2 separate regions of the Homo sapiens genome follow, and region 2 is linked to region 1. A link is an interaction called in ENCODE POLR2A ChIA-PET data of the cell type or tissue named here. Cell type or tissue: OCI-LY7. All regions are shown on one strand. Each heading gives the region's core, and the rest is flanking DNA. Links, peaks and the distances in the headings are about the cores only. Region 1 overlaps LOC130890646 (a long non-coding RNA gene). Region 2 overlaps BET1-AS1 (BET1 antisense RNA 1).

Evidence for each region. ChIA-PET counts read pairs that join two places held together with the same protein. Peaks named below come from ENCODE experiments on the same cell type or tissue, not always from the same donor. Only the 100,000 strongest peaks of a DNase experiment are listed, where the experiment ranks them.
Region 2: POLR2A ChIA-PET joins it to region 1 with 5 read pairs; 2 of 35 experiments call an interaction of 5 or more read pairs at or near these places.

Annotation. Positions count from the first base shown.
Region 1 is chr7:94,050,356-94,055,745 of GRCh38, reverse strand. All of the region lies in intron 1 of LOC130890646 (a long non-coding RNA gene), which reads right to left. Among named protein-coding and RNA genes, the nearest start is that of BET1, 49 kb to the right of the region's middle. In OCI-LY7, for the core only: no CTCF peak of the experiment used is centred there; DNase peaks (open chromatin) are centred at 1,585, 3,175 and 3,735; H3K4me3 peaks cover 3,344 bases; H3K27ac peaks cover 4,437 bases.
Region 2 is chr7:93,979,776-93,985,165 of GRCh38, reverse strand. The region is part of intron 1 of BET1-AS1 (BET1 antisense RNA 1); the gene reads right to left. It also overlaps a transcript of BET1 not described here. Among named protein-coding and RNA genes, the nearest start is that of BET1-AS1, 14 kb to the right of the region's middle. In OCI-LY7, for the core only: no CTCF peak of the experiment used is centred there; no DNase peak of the experiment used is centred there; H3K4me3 peaks cover 985 bases.

The DNA of each region.
Region 1 (5,390 bases), core at 129-5,128:
CCTGAATACAGCACACCAATGGGTCTTGAGTCTATCAAATTTGCCAGTCTGCATGTGGCATTTAGCCTGTTTACATTTGGGGATAATATTGTTATTTGTGAATTTGATCCTGTCATGATGCTAGCTGGTTATTTTGCCCATTAGTTGATGCAGTTTCTTCATAGTATCGATGGTCTTTACAATACATATAAATACATACATATAAGTAAAAACACAGCAAAATTGAGAAAGGTGCAAGGATGTCTTATATGTCCCCTGCCCGCTATATGCATAGCCTCCACCATTATCAACATCCCCCAAGAATAGATGTTTTATTATATTAAAAATTATTTCAAAAATCCCAATATTTTAAACTGCAGATTTGATAAAGAAGATGATGAATAAGCAAGTAACCCGAAGCTCTAAAGACTTGATAAAGACAATTCATATAAAACCCATAAATAATACAAGTACTTCTAATTGACAGAACCAGGGTCAATTAAGTTTAATGTCAAAGGATATTAAGGAGAGATATAATTGGTGAATATTAAAAATTTGAAAGAAGAAACATCTGTGATTCAGTGTTCATTTAATATAAAATTTATGGCATATGTTTTAGAATAGAGTAATTTTCCATATCCTGAGGGGGTTACATATTTTTAACTTTTTCTTTTGCTTGTAGAGATAATTTTATATTTAACTTAAATTCCTGTTCTATCTATCCAAATTGAAGATCAATTAAAATATTAAGGATTAAAATGTTAAATTGATTATATGAGAAAAAACTATTAGGTAAAATATTAATGGAAAGAATATTAAAATGTTTGGGGCTGTATTAAATATTTACTAGCTATAGCCTTTAATAAATTAACAGTATTGCCAAAGTTTTTATTGCTGCTGCAGCTATTAAAAGTAGACACCAAAATAGCCATTGCGTTGAGTATGAATAATTAACCTTTTGAAAGAATATTATTCCATTTAATGAGTTTTATCTTGCCATCTTGAATATTTGCATTAAATATTAACTTTTAGCTAACTCAACGTGCATAGCATGGTGGCCTATGAATTTGGATAATATGAGGACTAGGGTTGTATTTTAAAGATGTTCTTTGCTCTTATTCTAAGACAATGGCATATTTTTACCCAAGTGAAATGAACTAGTTCAAATACATGTATATGCTATTTGTACCAGCAGGTTGCACTTTTTTTTTTTTTTTTTAGCATACATTCTCTCTGTGTGTGGTAACAGCAGGCTTTTTCTCTTTGAGCTTTTGAGAAGTCATTTTCCCCTCCTGCTCTCTTCCCCCCACTACCAGACATTATATGCAGTGGCTTACGTGGAGCTTTCAATCAAAGTTCACCTCCTTAACAAAAGGTGAGCACTTGACCTACTGTAGACCAGATGGCTAGACTCTTCCCTTTTTAGCAGAATGATTCACAGATGGAAAAGCAATTGGAGCTCCGGGAATAGTCCAACTGCTGGCCAGGATGTCTGAGCAATTCCACTTCTTGTTCCCTCCTGTTCTGGTCATCTACCTTTTTTAGTTTGGTGACTTCCCCATACCCTTGCCAATCAACTTCGCTTTTGTTTTTTGCTCCTCCGAACACATACACACACCTGGTTTTATGTTAAGTTAACCAGAATCGCTTCCTTTTGTTTTCAATGCCCCATCTGAACAAATTCATTTGGGTTCACGTGAATATGAAACTAACATCTGAGGGTATGTATAACATTATGAACTGCATTTAAAAGATAAAAGCAGATAAAAATTGTTACAAATAATTTCACTATAATATAGTGAATATATATGGTGTTTGTATGTGTGTGTGTGTGTGTGTGTGTGTATACATACATAATCTCCATGTTTGCCTCATCTAAGTTGCAAATACTTTTATATCGTGAATATTTTGTGTTAGTAGCAAGATTTGTTATCCAAATCGGTTTTTGTGTATTGATGTTAACCTAGCATTCCAGCATGACCTACTTGGCTGGAGAAAAGTCCTTTCCAGTCCACTGATATTTATTTGAACTGTGTGAATTCTGTTAGCTAATGCTGGTTCAAACAAACACCATTGAAATAAGAGTAAACACTAAGCAAACACACCTACTTTATCATAAAAAGTGAAAATCCTGTTTCAATAACAGCACTTTCTCCTAATACTGAGTGCATGTAAATTTTCTCTAACTTTCCATGGACCCTTTTATTTTCCACTATAAAAATTAAGAGGTTGCAGAGAGTGCTAAAACTTTTAGAAAAAAGATAATCTTTAAGAAACAGTAACACTTCTTTTATAATGCTTATTATTACTCATGTCTTCTAAATCAGCCCTTGCAACAACTTAAAGGAAGGCATTATCTCTGTTATTCAGGTGAAGAAACTGAGACTCACAGAGGAAAAATTAACTTGTCTGAGATTACCCTTAATTTATGAAGCGACAGGGCTGAAATTTGAACAGAGGTATCTCTGTCAGCAAAGCCCATGCTTTTAACCACGGTACTATTTAATTTCTGTAACAGATTTTATACTCTGTTTATCAGCCCATGAAAGAATATCTACAAGGCACAAGAAAGAAATTGGATACAATTTGTCACACAGAATAGCTTTCTAAAATCGACTCAGATAAGACACTTGGGTAGGTTGTATTTGAAGAAAATAAAATGATTGGAATATGTATCTCAGAGATTCCAATCTCTGCTTTCTTAACCTGATCAGTAATGCAGAACTCTCAAGTTCACTGTGTGATACTTACGGCTGCTAGAGAGACAAGTTCAGTGTTCTCTTTAACAGTAAAAATAGAAAAACACAAATAAAAAACATGTAGCACTAAGAAGTGAAACAAAAGTGCCAAATTGTTATCTAGTGATGTCACCACTTCTATTGTGAATATTGGGTGTTAAAAAGAGAACTTTATTGAAACCCACTTGCACAATTATGCTTAGAGGAGAATGTGGAGGGTGGGTGTAGGGGAAAAAAGTTCTGAAACAAGAATGTAAATTCATGCCACATGGGTAAGAAATTTTCACTAAAAATTAGATTGAATGAAAATTCATACCAAGTCTCTGTAAAATTGTCTTCTACAGCTGTTGTTATCAAAGTGGAATTCCTGTACCAACAGCATCAGCATCACCTGGAAACTAATTAGAAATGCAAATTTTCTGGCAACGCTAGACTCACTAGACCAGAAACGCTGGGAGTAAACCTCAGCAATCTGTGCTTTAACAAAGCCTCCAGGTGACTCTGATGCATGCTCAAGTGTGAGAAGCACTGTGCTAGAGATACAAACTGAGTTCCATTTCTTAGATTTATGGTTGAAGCACATAACTCCCTGCCATTAGACGAGACCCAGTGGGGCTTCTCAGGAAGGTAGAGGGAATCCCAAATAGTGCAGCTTTTGATTTATCATAAATGTCCAATTTCAACAAGCAATTTCAATGACTGTCTGGTTAACACATGTTGCAAATATAAGTCTTACTCTAGACTTCGGTGTGCAAAGAATATTATTATATATCTTTTGTTCATTCCACATCCCATCAAGTTGGCAAGGAATCTAATCATTGGCTATCATGGAGCCTCCCCTCCCCACTGTTTTAAGTGGGTCCTTGATTGTAGGGGAAAGTTAAGTCTACAAAGCTTGGGGGTATCAGCAAGTCATCTTAGGTTTTCAGTTCACACTGGTTACCACTGAGAAATCCACTGTGTAAGCCAACAGGGCTCATTTAGGTCTCGCAATTTTACTATTTCATGGCAGACTTGGGATGCAATACCATTGCTGAGATTAGGGTCCTTTGTTCCTACAGTCTGGCTCCTCTAGAAATACCAGGCAGGCATGCTTGTTGAGGTCTTGCCAGTACACTTAGGAGATTTCAGGAGGCTGAGAACAGGTTCCAGTATTTTTGGGACCACAGTTTCCATCCTCTTCTCAGTCTGAAGGAATTTCTTTCTCTGTGTAGGTGCCCAGAGAAACAGTCTCCCCTAATAGGAACTACATCTGTGGGCCCAAACTTTCAAAGAAAACTGGAATAGGGTTGTCTTTAGACGCAGCCCCTGCTTTGTACTTTCCCAAAGCCTCAACACTTTTGGTTCAATGAAAGAAAAAATAAATGATTATGGTCACCCAAACCAGTTGGCTCTATATGCTACTCACTTACACAGTAGCCTGACCAGAGTTCATACTTTTATAACCTCTCTCCATGCTGGCCACTGAGTCGTAGGATTACACCATCCTATCTAGGGTGTTTACAATGTTATCATTGGTAGCTAGTCTTAATAATAAAACTAATCATGATAATTAATTTTTATTTACTGAGCAACTGTTGTGTGGCAGACAGTGTGCTGGAACCTTTCTATAGGTCCTCTTGTTTTCTTTTCCAAAATAACCCTATGAGGTACTTCTAGCTTCAGCACTTGAAGTAGCTTTCCCAGGATCACTCAACTCTTAAGTGGAGGGAAAGAGATCAGGATTCAGCTCCAGCTCTGTTTCCTCTCCCAAGCACCTGAAAGAGCTTTGGCTCTTTTCCTATGCCACACTGCTTCTTGCTCTACCTCTCTGGGAGCAACCAACCAATGGAACTCATATTTGGATCAGTTACCCAAAGCTCCTCAAAACCAACCAAAGCACCCACTATGTGTCCCTCGGAAGTAGTCAAAATGACTGATTAGTACTGTTTTCAGAAAAAAACTTCTTCTTGGTTGTGGTGCTTTCTGGTCCTGCCCAGTGTAATGAGAGTCATATACTGTGGAGATAATAGGTTCTATCTCCTGGAACTAACTTTAGAAGCTCCATGCATTCTTCCTTTGAAGTATGAAGAGTGAGCCCAGTCTGCATTTGGACAATGCATTTTTTTTTTTTTTTTGAAATAGAGTCTCACTGTGTTGTCCAGGCTGGAGGGCAATGGCAAGATCTTGGCTCACTGCAACCTCACCCTCCCGGGTTCAAGCAATTCTCATGCCTCAGCCTCCTGAGTAGCTGGGATTACAGGAGTGTGCCACCATGCCTGGCTAATTTTTGTATTTGTAGTAGAGATGGTGTTTCATCATGTTGCCCAGGCTGATCTTGAACTCCTGGCTTCAAACGATCCGCCTGCCTTGGCCTCCCGAAGTGCTGGGATTACAGGCATGAGCCACTGTGCCCAGACAATGTATCTTAATGAATTAGCTGGCCCAAGGGCCCACACCAAAGGGGCTGTGAATTTTGAAATGATTATCAGAAAGGGCTTAAAAAGGAAAAATAAGGCTAATTTAATAAATTCATAATAGGAGTCTTCAGCATTTATAAATATTAAGGTCTGTGTTAAGCACTCCAAACATTATCATAGTTAGTGCCGTCAAAATCTCTCTGAAGTAGTTCTCTGTCCCCCAACTTCATCACCTGTTAAACGGGCATACTGTCCTCTCCATTGCAGAGGTATT
Region 2 (5,390 bases), core at 174-5,173, 71 kb after region 1:
ATTTCTAACTTTCTGGAGTTGGGAGCATGGTTAGGGAAGGTAGCAGAGACAGTGTGGGGGAGGGCAGAGATATAGAGGTGAGAGAATGGGATAGTAAGACTGTTTTGCTAGGAATTGAGCCTGATTAAAAATTCTGAATTTTCAAAATATAGAGTGAGAATATATATTCTTTATAGCTTCTGAAAAAGCAAACTATTTTAATCTCCTAGCTTCTGAATTTGATTTGTAAATCAGCAGTTGAATTTGGCTAGAGACTGTACTAGACATAAAGAAATCTGTGTAACTCCATGATATCTGACATTTTCTTTTGTCCTGTGAGGATTATAGTACTAATACATGACTAAGTTTTCTAGGGAGAAATATTTATTCATTTAGCCATATTTATATCTGAATTTTCTTTGAAGACTTTTTTTTAAATCACGCAATGCTTTATAGTGCTCTGATTTAAATTTCCATCAAGCATTTGCAAACACAATCTGGAGGCTATTCTGTAGTTCATTATACAAGTAGGCATACTGAAGCACAAAAGGAAAGAATGATAAGCTAATCAGTGCTGTTTTGCCACCTAATTACAACATTTTTTTTTTTAACCCACGACATTTATCTTTGTTTCTGGTTCATCCAATTTCCAGGAAAGAAAGTGGCCTTCTTCAGTAGAAGGAATTTCATCTCAAATAACTTACAATTAATGTTCACCTATTTGGCAGAATGACATTGTAACAGTACTAAAAGGTTTGACGTAGTTGTCCACCAACTCTTCTCAAATGTACTGAGTTGAATAATAGTTCCTAAAGATTCATGTACACCCAGAACCTCAAAATATGACCTTATTTGGAAATAGCATCATTGCAGATATAATCTAGGTAAGATCAAGCCACACTGGGTTAGGGTGAGCCCTAATACAATGACTAATGTCCTTACAAGAGGAAGGACATTTGATGGGCACAGAGACACAGAAAATGCCCTGTGGAGACAGAGGCAGAGATTGAGCAATATGCCTACAAGCAAAGCAACACCAAGGATTGCCAGCAACCACCTGAAGCTAGGAGAAGGCAAGAAAGGATCCTACCCATGAGCTCTCAGAAAGAGCATGGCCTTGCCAACATCTTGATTTTGAAGTTCTAGCCTCCTGAATTGTGGGATAATCAATTTCTGTTGTTTTCAGCTACCAATTTGTTAGAGTCCCTAGGAAACTAAGACATCAGTCATTGCAGCATCATGGGTTGCCTAGGAGTGCCTGGGATGAAAATCCAGATGCACAAGAGTGAGATTCTAGACAGCAAAATACAGGGCTCTGGCTACCACATTCTCCTAAGTGCCAGCTATTGCCAATGCAGTCAAGCTCTGTGGATATTCTAGGGAATATTTGCTCAAAAGACTTTATTTCTTTTCCTTTTTTTTTCTTTTTTGCAATGCATGACTGAAGAATTGAATTGGGTAAATAATGCACCCAGATTAGTAGAAGCAGCAACCTGAATGAGGCTGAAATCAAGGAAAATATTCTGAAATGAGGAGCCACTAATAAGACACTAACCCTTTCCAATTGATATAGTGTAATTCTGTAAGCATTTTTTTCCCACTACAATTTTGTACAGAGTCATGGCTCATCTTAATTTGGTCCTAAAATTTTTTTAGGTCCATGAATGTATATCAAACTTAACCATTGATGCAGAAAACATGTTATGTGTCCTTAAACACAGAGGAATTATTATAAATTTTAATCCCCTAAAATATTGCAACTTTTGGAGATTTTCCCCCATGAATCAGAGACCAGTTCATGTCTTTTTAGGGAATTCAATATATTGAGGTGAACCACCAATGCAATAATATTTTAAAGACAAGAGTTGATCTTGTCATGGCATGAAGAAATAATTAATAGAGACGTACTCCATGAAGAAGTGAAAGGGAGGATGTGTTCCAACTAGAATTGGGAAGAATAATGTGACACCAAATACCTTTTTCTATCAGTGATAGGAAAATAGACAATGACAGGTCAAAAATAATCAACAAGCCATGGGTCATGCCTTAATCATTGAGTGAATGCTAAAATGGGAATCTCCCAGACTCTCTTATTTCCTGGCCTGGGCCACCTCTGGTCTTCTGGTACTGATTTTTTGGCATCAGGATCAACTTTGGATCTAGAAGAGGGAATTGTCTGAAGAATGCCTTATCTGCCCTGTTCTTTCCCTAGTGTAGGGTCAATTACGTCAGTGCTAAAGAACATCAGAACCTTCGTATTATGAGAAATGTACATACTCTTTTCTCAAGCAGAATAAAAATAACTATTCTTACTGAAATATGTAGAGGTGTTGATAGTATTAAGCACAATTTGAACAAACAAGCAAAACTATCCCCTTTCTTGGAGATAAGGGACAAAATTCTGTATTATTTGTTCAGAATTATTATTATTTCTTGTGTACCCAGAACCTCAAAATGTGACCTTATTTGGAAATAGTGTCTTTGGAGATATAATCTAGTTAAGATGAAGCCACACTGGATTAGGGTGAGCTCTAATCCAAGGACTAATGTCCTTACAAGAAGAAGGACATTTGATGGGCACAAAGACACGGAGAATTCCAGGTGGAGAATAAATTCCCAACCATACCTTCAGTCTCTTGAGGGCAAGGACAGGATGTATACACATTTAATCTTTATTATCCAAGCCCAACATAGTATCTGGCACATAGTAGAAACTCAATGGACTGAATGAGCAAATAAGTTCATAAAGTAAGGGGCAGCTGAACCAGAATCACCAAATTACAGAGTTCTAGACACCCAGATAGGTAAATTTGTTTATGACTGAGAGTTGTCAATTATAATGGGATGGCAGAGTGAGAGAATTCCTGGCTTCCAAGACCATTGGAACTATCATCTTATACTATGTTTCTATTTGCTAGAAAGTCACATAGTACAATGAGCTTCATAATTATAGACTGATCTATATATCTATATTTCAAGCAGTGTGCCATGATTTCATAAAATATTTATTAAGCTTCTGCCAATAGTCTACTAGATATCATAGAAAAATACATATAAAATCCTGCCTTTAGCAGATTATGACATAGCTAAAGATGTTTACATTCATCACTACAATTAAGCAATAAAGCAGGTGCAAATAGGTGTGTGGTGGGATGAGGGAGTAGCTTTTATTTAATATCTGTATCAGATCCAGACTCTGTGTCATACCAGAGCTACTCAGCTTCGCCTATCCACTCTCCCCACAATCCTCCGCTTTCTTTGCTTCCCAGCTGGAAGGATCCTGGCACTGCCCACTGGTCTTATAGTTTAATGCCGTGACTTCTGCCACTGCCATGCACACCCTTGGACCAGTTCCCATTGGCACTACTGACTGCAATGTCTGCTCCATCACCAGATTGGACCAAGAGAAGGTGTTACTTCTCCAGTGGCTGCCCGGGAATGCTACCTGGAAGTACAATGGATTTAATGACTCCTAGGAGGACTTCAACCAATGAAAGACAAAGAGACAGCAGCAGCCAGCTGATACATTACTTGAATTCCAGGAATTGCCCTTCTGGAGAATTTATATGAGAATCAGCAACCTACTGTTTTTCCTTTGAGGCTGTGGACAGCTTAAGTAGTATGCTCTCTTTGCATTTTGGTCCCCTTTCTTCTCTGCCTTGCTGCTGTTTTCCCCAAATTTACTTCCCAATAAGCTTTTGAATCAGGCTTTGTTTTTCAGGAAGTGTGGGCCAAAACAGTACTTGGAAAAGATTTTACTTGGGAGAACATGATAGCTTTTTGCTATTTATAAGAATTCATAGACAACCCACTACTGAAGTAATGTAAACAATTAATGACCTTTTGCTTCTCTCACAATGTGGAATGATAAAAAGCAATTCAATGACAAATCATCCCAGTCTGTAGAGGACTGAGGGATTTCCCAGGGCATGAGACTTCCAGTGCTGAAACTGGGAAAATCCTGGGCAGACCAGGAAGAGTTGGTCACTGTGAAAAGCAGTTAGGAGAAATTTACAAAGGTAGGCTGAATTTGTGTAGAAACACCCCCAACAGCAAACACATAGAAATGACAGATAAAATACTACAAATATTAACAAAAAATTCATATAGGAATAAATGAAACAAGGGGAAATCTCCAGATGGCAGAATTGAAGAAACTGTCTAAAATAAAGCCCAGAGACAAAAAACAGAAAACTAAAAGTGATACTAAGATACGTAAATGGCGACTTTCCCAATTACACTTGAACTCTTGTGTACTTTCGCTTTGCAATAAAAACTTCTTTGCCTTTCACTTCAAAGAAAAAAAAATGGTAAAATGAGAACTCCAACATATATAAGATCACATCATCAGCAAACACAGACAGTTTTACTTCTTCCTTTCTGATATGGATGCGTTTAAAAATTTTTCCTTGCCTGATTGCTCTCGCTAGGACTTCCAGTACTATGTTGAATAGAAGTGGCGATGGTGGGTATCCTGGCCTTGTTCTGGGTCCTAAAGGAAAATATTTCAACTTTTCCCATTGAATATAATGCTGGCTGTGGGCTTTCCATGTATGGCCTTTATTATGTTGAAGCAATTTATTTCTACTGCTAGTTCTTTGAGAGTTATTATGGAAGTGTGTTAAATTTTATCAAATGCTTTTCTCATGTGATTTTTATCCTTCATCTTGGTAATACTGTGTATCAGGTTAATTGATTTTTGTATGTTGAACCACCCTTGAATCCCAAGGATAAATTTCACTTGATCCTGGTGTATGGTTCTTTTAATATGCTGTTAAATTTAATTTGCTAGGTTTTTGGTGAGAAATTTTGCATCTATGATCTTCAGGATTATTGGCCTATAGTTGTTTGTTGTTGTTGTTGTTAAAAAATAGTGTCTTGGGCTTTGGTGTCAGGATAATGCTGGTCCTGCAAAATGGATTTGGAAGCCTTCCTCCTATTCAGTTTTCTGAGGGAGTTTGAGAAGGATTGACATTAATTCTTTAAATGTTGGTAGAGTTCACCAGTGAAGCCATCTGGTCCTGGGCTTTTCTTTGTTGGGAGATTTCTGATTCTTGATTCAATCTCTTTACAAGTTATAGATCTGTTCAGGTTTTCCATTTCTTCATGATTCAGTATTGGTAGACTGTAGGTTTCTAGGAATTTATCTATTTCTTGTAGGTAGGAAAATTTGGAATGTTGCTCACATGGCCCAACTCTTTCCCTCCCCAGGGAGAAGCTGGAATCTGGGTTTTTTTGACCACTTGCTCTGCACCAAGCCAGGTGGAGGGGCGATGGCAAGTGCATGTGGGCTGCACTAAATCACTGTTTTTGTTCTTTCTCAGTGGCTCCCAGCATCTAGAGTACATTGAGTCTAGTCAGAACCTAAGGCCAGTGAGACAGAAGCCAGTTCCCTGAGCAACCCTCAGAAG